Linked DNA regions of Homo sapiens: region 1 is linked to region 2. Evidence: read pairs that join two places in POLR2A ChIA-PET (ENCODE). Cell type or tissue: endothelial cell of umbilical vein. All regions are shown on one strand. Links, peaks and the distances in the headings refer to the core of each region. The heading gives the core; the rest is flanking DNA. Region 1 overlaps GPI (glucose-6-phosphate isomerase). Region 2 overlaps GARRE1 (granule associated Rac and RHOG effector 1).

Region 1 (4,383 bases), core at 156-4,155, 110 kb after region 2:
TAGCTGAGATTACAGGCACACGCCACCATGCCTGGATAATTTTTGTATTTTTTTTTTTTAGCAGAGACGGGGTTTCACCATGTTGACTAGGCTGGTCTCGAACTCCTGACCTTGTGATCTGCCTGCCTTGGTCTCCCAAAGTGCCAGGATTACAGGTGTGAGCCACCATGCCCGGCCTAGCAGTAAACTTTTATTACCTCTCACAGTGTCTGTGGGTCAGAAGTTTGGGAGCGGCTTAGCTGGTTGGTCTTGGTTTGGGGATCTCTCATAAGGCTGTAGTCAACATGTTGGCCAGCGCCCCAGTTATCGGAAGTTTTGATGGGTTTGGAGGACCCCCCTCTAAAGTGTCCCATACACAGGAAGCGAGTTGGCTGTGACTTTTGGAAAAAGGCCTTAGTTCGCTGCCGCGTGGGCTTCTTTATGAAACTGTTTGAATGTCTTCACAACATGATAGACAGCTTCCCCAAAGCGAGTCATCCAAGAGAGCAAAGCAGAAACTGCACGTTCTCTGAACTCACTTCTGAAGTCACATTTCACCCCTTTTTGCAGTCTCTGGATGGGTGCATAGGTCACCCCTCCCAGCACAGGCGGAAGCTATGCAGAGGCATGAATTCCAGGAAGCAAGGATCACTGGTGTCTGATTGGAGACTGGCTGCGGGTCTGATACTCCTTTCCCCAGCATAGCCCAGTCACAGTTTTCAACATTTCACATCTCTTGGTCTCTGGCATAGCAGATTCTGCCGAGTTATCCCTGGTTTTGCAAATTCTGACAGTGTCGCTGTAAGGTAGGGATGTCTCACTGTTGTAACCAGGAAAGAGTCTAGTTGGTGGTGAGTGTGGCAGGGACCAGTGTGGTCTCCAGAGACTCCTATGCCTTGTGTAGTGGCTCACGCCTGTAATCCCAACACTTTGGGAGGTCAAGATGGGAGGATTATTTGAGGCCAGGAGTTAGAGACCAGGCTGGGCAACGTAGCAAGACGCTGTCTCTACAAAAAATAAAATAGGCTTTGCGTGGTGGCTCATGCCTGTAATCCAAGCGCTTTGGGAGGCCGAGGCAGGTGGATCACCTGAGGTCAGGAGTTTGAGACCAGCGTGGCCAACACGGCGAAACCCCATCTCTACTGGAAATACTAAAAATTAGCTGGGCAGGGTGGCAGGTGCCTGTAATCCCAGCTACTTGGGAGGCTGAGGCAGGAGAATTGCTTGAACCCTGGAGCCTGGAGGCGGAGGCTGCAGTGAGCTGAGATCGTGCCGTTGTACTCCAGCCTGGGCGACGGAGTGAGACCCTGTCTCAAAAAAAAAAAAAAAAAGGCTAAAGCAGAGCATTTTGTTCTGTTTTTGGAGTCAGGGTCTTCCTCTGTCACCTAGGCTGGAGGTGCAGTGTTGCGATCTTGGCTTGCTGCAGCCTCAACTTCCTGGACTCAAGCAATCCTCCTGTCTCAGCCTTGAGCCACCCTGCCTGGCCCCTAAGGCACAGTTTTAAAAATAAGTAAATAGCGAGGCGCGGTGGCTCACACCTGTAATTCCAGCACTTTGGGAGGCCGAGCTGGGCAGATCACTTGAGGCCAGTAATTCGAGACCAGCCTGGCCAACATGGCAAAACCTCGTCCCTACTAAAAATACAAAAAAATTAGCTAGGCATGCTGGTGGCGCAGGCTTGTAGTCCCAGCTACTCAGGAGACTGAGGCATGAGAATTGTTAGAACCCAGAAAGTGGAGACTCTGTCTCAAAAAAAAAATTAAAAATAAATAGCTGGGTGCGGTGGCTCAAGCCAGTAATCCCAGCACTTTGGGAGGCTGAGGCGGGCAGATCACAGGGTCAGGAGATCGAGACCATCCTGGCTAACACGGTGAAACCCTGTCTCTACTAAAAATACAAAAAACTAGCTGGGTGTGGTGGCGGGCGCCTGTAGTCCCAGCTACTCAGGAGGCTGAGGCAGGAGAATGACGTGAACCTGGGAGGCAGAGATTGCAGGGAGCCGAGATCATGCCACTGCACTCCAGCCTGGGCAACAGAGCAAGGCTTCATCTCAAAAAAAAAAAAAAAAAAAAAAAAAAAAAAAAAAAATATATATATATATATATATATGGTAAATTAAAAACAAAAAAATAGAGGCACCTGCGAGGGCCTGAAAGCTGGGACTGAGGTACCAGGACACGGCAGTAATGATGTTTTTGAGCAGCGGATTATGCCTGGGGGTTTGGGCTGATGGCATCTTCGCCCCTGTGCCAGCGTGTCCGGAGCGGTGACTGGAAGGGGTACACAGGCAAGACCATCACGGACGTCATCAACATTGGCATTGGCGGCTCCGACCTGGTGAGGAGAAAACTGCCTTGGGGTAGGGTGGGAGTCTGGGCACTGTTGGTCCCACTCAGGTCTTTACTTTCTCCAGGGATGGGACCTGGCTGTCTCCACTTTTCGTGGGCCCTGAATTCTTATTCTCTGATGCTATGTCTCCCCGCAGGGACCCCTCATGGTGACTGAAGCCCTTAAGCCATACTCTTCAGGAGGTCCCCGCGTCTGGTATGTCTCCAACATTGATGGAACTCACATTGCCAAAACCCTGGCCCAGCTGAACCCCGAGTCCTCCCTGTTCATCATTGCCTCCAAGGTATGAGTGCCGAAAACTGCCCGGCCCCTGGCCCTGTGTGTGTTGGGGTGGGGAGGGACAGCTGTCTTGCCATCCCCCTGGCCATTGGTCCCTTTTGGTGGGTTCCGAGTGAACCATGGTTTGTGGATCAGGTCAGTACAGCTGCCCTAGACTGTTTCCATGCCTAGCAGCAAATAAGGTTGACTGATGAAATCCTGAACACATCAGTTTGAACCTTTGTGTCCTGACCACACCCGCTCGCCTTGCGGCATCTCTGCTCAGCCTGGGACTGCTCGCCACTTTCTTACAAACCTGTCCTTTATGCCTGCTCCTTTTCTTGTTGTTGTTTTTGAGACAGAGTCTGGCTCTGTCACCCAGGCTGGAGTGTAGTGGCGTGATCTCGGCTCACTGCAATCTCCGTCTCCCAGGTTTCAAGCGATTCTCCTGCCTCAGCCTCCCAAGTAGCTGGGACTAGGCACACACCACCACGCCTGGCTAATTTTATTATTTATTTATTTATTATTATTATTTTTTAGTAGAGATGGGCTTTTGCCATGTTGGCCATGCTGGTCTTGAACTCCTGACCTCAGGTGATGCACCCCCCCTTGGCCTCCCAAAGTGCTGGGATTACAGTCTTGAGCCGCCATGCCCAGCCATGCTTGCTCCTTTCTGATCCCAGAGCCATGCCCTGATAATAGAGGGGTTTTGTTTGTTTTTATTTATGTTCTATTTACTCACATGAATGTACATAAAATATGAAGAATTCCATCTGAATTCTGAGATACCTTCCAGCCTGGGCCGAAGAGAGCCTCAGGTTGACTGCAGCCCCTCAGGGGAGAAGCTGCGGCCTTTGACCTGCAGGCTTAGGGTTGGGGGGTGTGTTTACCGTCCCCCCTCCTCTGGTTTTAAAGAGCTGGAATCTCAGGAGGTTATGTGGCGTCACTGTCACTGACCTGCAAATACTGCTCCATGGGACAGCTGGGCATTGCCTTGGCCTCTACTGCTGAACCCTGGCTCAAGGCCTGCACCCACCCCTAAGCTCGGGCGCCCACTGCTGTTCTCTTTGGTTGCAGACCTTTACTACCCAGGAGACCATCACGAATGCAGAGACGGCGAAGGAGTGGTTTCTCCAGGCGGCCAAGGATGTGAGTGGGCTATAGGGCCTTCCTCGTGGTTAGCCTCTGGGCTGGGAAGAGCAGGGTGGGCCCCTGAGTGACCAAGTCTGGCCGTGTTTCTCCTGAAGTTGGAAGTGAAGGCGGCCTTGCCGGTGCCTGCCTTTGCTAGATGAGATGATTGTTCATCTTGGCTTTGTCAGACCCAGCCTTGCAGATGTGACAGAACCTGCTCTCGCTGGCTGACAGCCCTTGCATGGCCCTTTCTCTGCAGGCCCTTGGCGCTGCAGGAACTCTTGGCCACACCTATTTTATAGGGGAGGGACGTCCCTGAGCCCCGTATGCTTGTAAGATGGGATGAGCAGGCGGCCTGTGACCCGTCTGCTTTCTTGACCTTGACCTCGATGTGGGCCTTCTCCAACAGTCTCAGAACCAAGGACTGGGAATCTCAGTCCCATGCAGGGCCTTGGTTCCTCTAGTGATGGGAAGTGACTACCCTTTGTCTCCCTGGGCTGGCTGTGGTAACTTGGCTCTGTCTCTTGTAGCCTTCTGCAGTGGCGAAGCACTTTGTTGCCCTGTCTACTAACACAGTAAGTGCCCCCGTGGTCCCCTGTACTGCCTTCCTGGGAGTGCCCAGCATGTCCAGGTCATGGCCTCTCAGAGACGCGGTTCGTAGGTCTG
Region 2 (4,383 bases), core at 292-4,291:
TTGAGACAGAGTCTTGCTCTGTTGCCTAGGCTGGAGTGAAGTGGTGCAATCTTGGCTCACTGCAACCTCCGCCTCCTGGGTTCAAGCGATTCTCCTGCCTCAGCCTCCTGAGTAGCTGGGATTACAGGTGCCCGCCACTACGTCTGGCTAATTTTTGTATTTTTAATAGAGACAGGGTTTCACCATGTTGGCCATGTTGGCCAGGTTGGTCTCGAACTCCTGACCTCAAGTGATCCATCCACCTCGGCCTCCCAAAGTGCTGGGATTACAGGCGCGAGTCACCGCACCCGGTCTATGTTTTCATTTTAACAATAACTTTTAAAATAAATGTCTATGATGGACATGGCTGTTGTGTAGAGTGAATGTAGCATGGAGGTTAAGAGTGAGGACTGTGCAAGGCGGCTTGGGTTCAAGGCCTGCCCCTGCCTTGACCTCAGTTTACCTCCTCTGAAAATGGGGAGGTAGTAATACCTGCCTCCTGGGGTTGTAGTGAGGCATTACTGAGTTAATATTTGTAAAGTCCTTGGAACAGTTCCCAGGAGGTATGTGTTTGTCGTCGTCTCTGTTGCTCTGTCCCTGTGCTATGCATGACCGTAAGTGTAAAGATGTGTCCAGCCTCTGTCTCTGATGCTCCCAGTTCATTTGGAAAGGGAGAGCATGCAGCTAATGACAGAGACAGCAGAGGCTGCAGGAGTCAGAAAGGCTCCTTGGGAACTGAGGTGGCCCAAGATGGTTTCATCAAAATGATGGTTGTTAAATATGGGTAATTTCTAGAGGGAAAATAACACAAAGGGACTTTTTCCATGTTGTGTGTCCCAGCCAGCCTGAGGCAGGCAGAGGAGTCAGAAACAGGACAAGAGCTTTGAGGAGGCCTGAAATTTGGACGTGTCATGTGATGACATGTCTTTTTTTTTTTGGAGGGGGGGACGGAGTCTTGCTCTGTTGCCCAGGCTAGAATGCAGTGGCATGATCTCAGCTCACTGCAAGCTCTGCCTCCCCGGTTCACGCCATTCTCCTGCCTCAGCCTCCTGAGTAGCTGGGACTACAGGTGCCCGCCACCATGCCTGGCTAATTTTTTGTATTTTTAGTAGAGACGGGGTTTCACTGTGTTAGCCAGGATGGTCTTGATCTCCTGACCTTGTGATCCGCCCACCTCGGCCTCCCAAAGTGCTGGGATTATAGGTGTGAGCCACCACGCCCGGCTGGCATGTCATTGTTATATGGCAGAGTTTTTCTTGGCATATATGAGACAATGATATGATTTGTAAATGGTGACATCTTTGACTCAGTGAAGTGTGGTTGCTCTGCCTTGATGTTTGGAATGGCTATGAGGTGTTCTGTGTGACGTATTTAACAATCCTCGTAATGCAGGGCACGTGGGAATAACCAGTGTTGCCAGTGAGTGTTCTTGACGCAGGCCTCTACATTAACCGTGAGTCTGTTCTAGGATTCGTGCCTAGATAGAATATTGCTTTTCTTTCTTTTTTTTAAGTCATTTTGATTATGTTCCTTGTGTCTGGGCCACTGTCAGTTAAGTGTGTTTTCAAATTGGCAGTGGCAAAGAATCATAATGGGAAGATTTTTGAAAGTGGAATTAGAGCAAGATATTACCTGAAAAAAAATCTGATTTTCTTACTAAAAATGATTTTGGGATTAAGTACTAGTGAGATGCTAATTATGGCCAGGAAACCTGGAAATAACTCGCATCTTCCCTCACCCCACCCCCGGTCCCCGAGGTGGATATATGTTCATGGGAACAGAGTTTGGGGAAAGCTGGCTTGGCTCCCAGACTTGGGTGCCGCAGGCTCTGGTGACCTAGGCAGGAAGAGGCGGAAGTGGTTCCTCTCACCAGCCACAAGGACCTGTGCTGCTCCTGGGTGTCAAGGTGGGAGAGAATGCGCTACATCCTTGTGCTTGAGTCACTTTGTAATGTACTTTGTAATTCCAGGTGATGCCCCTCCTCAACTGTGTCCCTTCTGTTCCTGCCTTTGGCTTGGGGTTGAAAGAGGAGGGAGTGGTGGGCACGGAAATGGGAGGAGCCATGACCTCTTTCCCCTCCAGCGCATAGGGCATTACTTCTTTTAGTTTGTTGCCTGGACTTGGGAGTTGGGCCCAGAGCTGCAGGAAGGTAAGTTTTATTTCTGAAAGTTGTTTTAACTTACAGATTTTGGGGGTTCGAGGGAGTTTGTTTTCGACTAGTAGAAGACAAGAATTAAGAATTGCAGTGGAAGATGAAATGCTATCTTCTTACTAATCCACGCCCTCTTTCAGAGCAGTAGCTTTCATTTACGGAGACTGAGGGTATGGCAGAGGCTGTGCTTTATGGATTTAATCCTCAGCAGTACTGAGGCACAAGAGTTAGGCGACTTGCTCAAAGTTAGTAAGTGCCATTTATTCAGCTGATATTTACTAAGAGCAGGAATTCACATCTAGATCAGTCTGATTCCCATACCCGTACCAGTAACTACTGCATTTTGGAAGTGCGTCGTTTCCATGAAGTTTCTTTGTATTGGAGCATCTACCTGAAAGGCAAGGGCCTGAGCATTTTCTCCTTTTCCCTTATTAACGGTAAGCTCCTTGAGAGCAAGCATTATGTCTGTCTCTTCACCACTGCATCCTGGGTTCCTGGAGCAGTGCTATGCACTTAGGAGAACCTTAGTGAATGTTTGAGTATGTGAAGGCTCATGGCGCAGATAAGTGGCAGAGCCAGAAGCCAGCCTGGAGGTGAACCACTGCGGGCCTGCTCTCTGGGGCTGTCTTCCCTGCCTAGCGAGTGGATGGTGAGGAATCACCTAGAATTTTCTCATTTCTTAATGTTTGACCTGATGAAATATTGGGAAGAATGAGCTTCCTGGCTGTGACTCTGATTTTCTGTTGTTTTTTTTGAGACAGGAGTCTCGCTTTGTCACCCAGGCTGAAGTGCAGTGGCGCAATCTCGGCTCACTGCAACCTCTATCTCCGGGGTTCAAGCGATTCCCCTGCCTCAGCCTCCTGAGTAGCTGGGACTGTAGGCGCATGCCACCATGCCCAGCTAATGTTTGTATTTTTAGTAGAGATGGGGTTTCACCATGTTGGCCAGGATGGTCTTGATCTCTTCACCTCGGCCTCCCAAAGTGCTGGAATTACAGGTGTGAGCCATTGCATCAGGCAACTTTCTGGTCTTTTTGAGGGATGGGAAGGTTTGCTGGGTATGCAAAATTGGAGTCAGTGTTCTCAGCTTGGAAGAGATGTTATAATTTATTGATAGAATTTTTTATGGATGCCTTAAATTCTCAGAAATGATTTTGAATCTTAAGTTTATCTAAAATTTATATAATCCTTCTCCATAGTGAGAAAAAAATTTCTAAATTATAGTTCGATTTACCTATTTATATATAAGCTTCTGGATAAATACTTGTTTTTTTTTCCTCCATTTGAGGTTAATTTTGGATAGGTTCCATAGTGCAAAGTTGTTAAGAGTGGCAGTATAGAATTTTTAAGTTTTCTTGGGCCAGACATGGTAGTTTATGCTTGTAATCCCAGCACTTTGAAGGGCCGAGGCGGGAGGATCGCTTGAGGCCAGGAGTTCGAGACCAACCTGAACATCACAGCGAAACCCCATCTTCTGCAGAAAAATTTAAAAATTACCCAGGCATGGTGGTGTGTGCCTGTAGTTCCAGCTACTTGGGAGGCTGAGGTGGGAAGTTGCCTGAGCCCGGGAGATCAAGGCTGCAGTGAGCCGCGATCACACAACTGCAGTACTCTAGCCTTGGCAACAGAGCAAGAGACTGTAAGGTCTCACTGCAGCCTCAATCTCCCTGGCTGAAACCATCCTCCTACCTCAGCCTCCCAAGTAGCTGGGACTACAGATATATGCCAGCACACTGGGCTAATTTTTTTTTGTTTACTTTTTAGTAGAGTCGAAGTCTTGCTATGTTGCCCAGGCTGGTCTTGAGCTCCTGAGCTCAAGCAGTCCTCCTACCTTGGCCTCCCAAAGTGCTGGGATTACAGGTATGAGCCACCGTGCCCAGCCAAGACCCTGTCTTTAAAAAAATAAGTAAAAACAAAAACAAAAAATAGAATTTTAAGTCTTCTTAAATAACTTTCTAATGGACACAATTAGTTTTCAGTAATCCAACCTTTTTTTTAGAAGTTTTGAAAACTTTTTTTTGGATACCTGGGCTTTTGCACATTGTACCACACTGTAACAAAAATAAACCGCAGGTTTCTAACTGGTGTAGACTGTTGATTTTTTTTTTTAACAAATTAGGTTTGAATAAATTATATAATTGCTTTGTGGTTTTTTTGTTTTTTTTTTTTTGATGGAGTCTCGCTCTGTTGCCCAGGCTGGAGTGCAGTGGGGTAATCTTGGCTCACTGCAACCCCTGCCTCCCAGGTTCAAGC

The links. Peaks named below come from ENCODE experiments on the same cell type or tissue, not always from the same donor. Only the 100,000 strongest peaks of a DNase experiment are listed, where the experiment ranks them.
Region 1: POLR2A ChIA-PET joins it to region 2 with 5 read pairs; 7 of 35 experiments call an interaction of 5 or more read pairs at or near these places.

What each region holds. Positions count from the first base shown.
Region 1 is chr19:34,375,271-34,379,653 of GRCh38, forward strand. It overlaps GPI (glucose-6-phosphate isomerase), which reads left to right. Exons shown (of 18, transcript NM_000175.5): 5 at 2,233-2,316; 6 at 2,465-2,611; 7 at 3,664-3,735; 8 at 4,248-4,292. Among named protein-coding and RNA genes, the nearest start is that of GPI, 12 kb to the left of the region's middle. In endothelial cell of umbilical vein, for the core only: no CTCF peak of the experiment used is centred there; no DNase peak of the experiment used is centred there.
Region 2 is chr19:34,263,494-34,267,876 of GRCh38, forward strand. All of the region lies in intron 1 of GARRE1 (granule associated Rac and RHOG effector 1), which reads left to right. Among named protein-coding and RNA genes, the nearest start is that of GARRE1, 11 kb to the left of the region's middle. In endothelial cell of umbilical vein, for the core only: no CTCF peak of the experiment used is centred there; DNase peaks (open chromatin) are centred at 1,968 and 2,278; H3K4me3 peaks cover 1,215 bases; H3K27ac peaks cover 1,857 bases.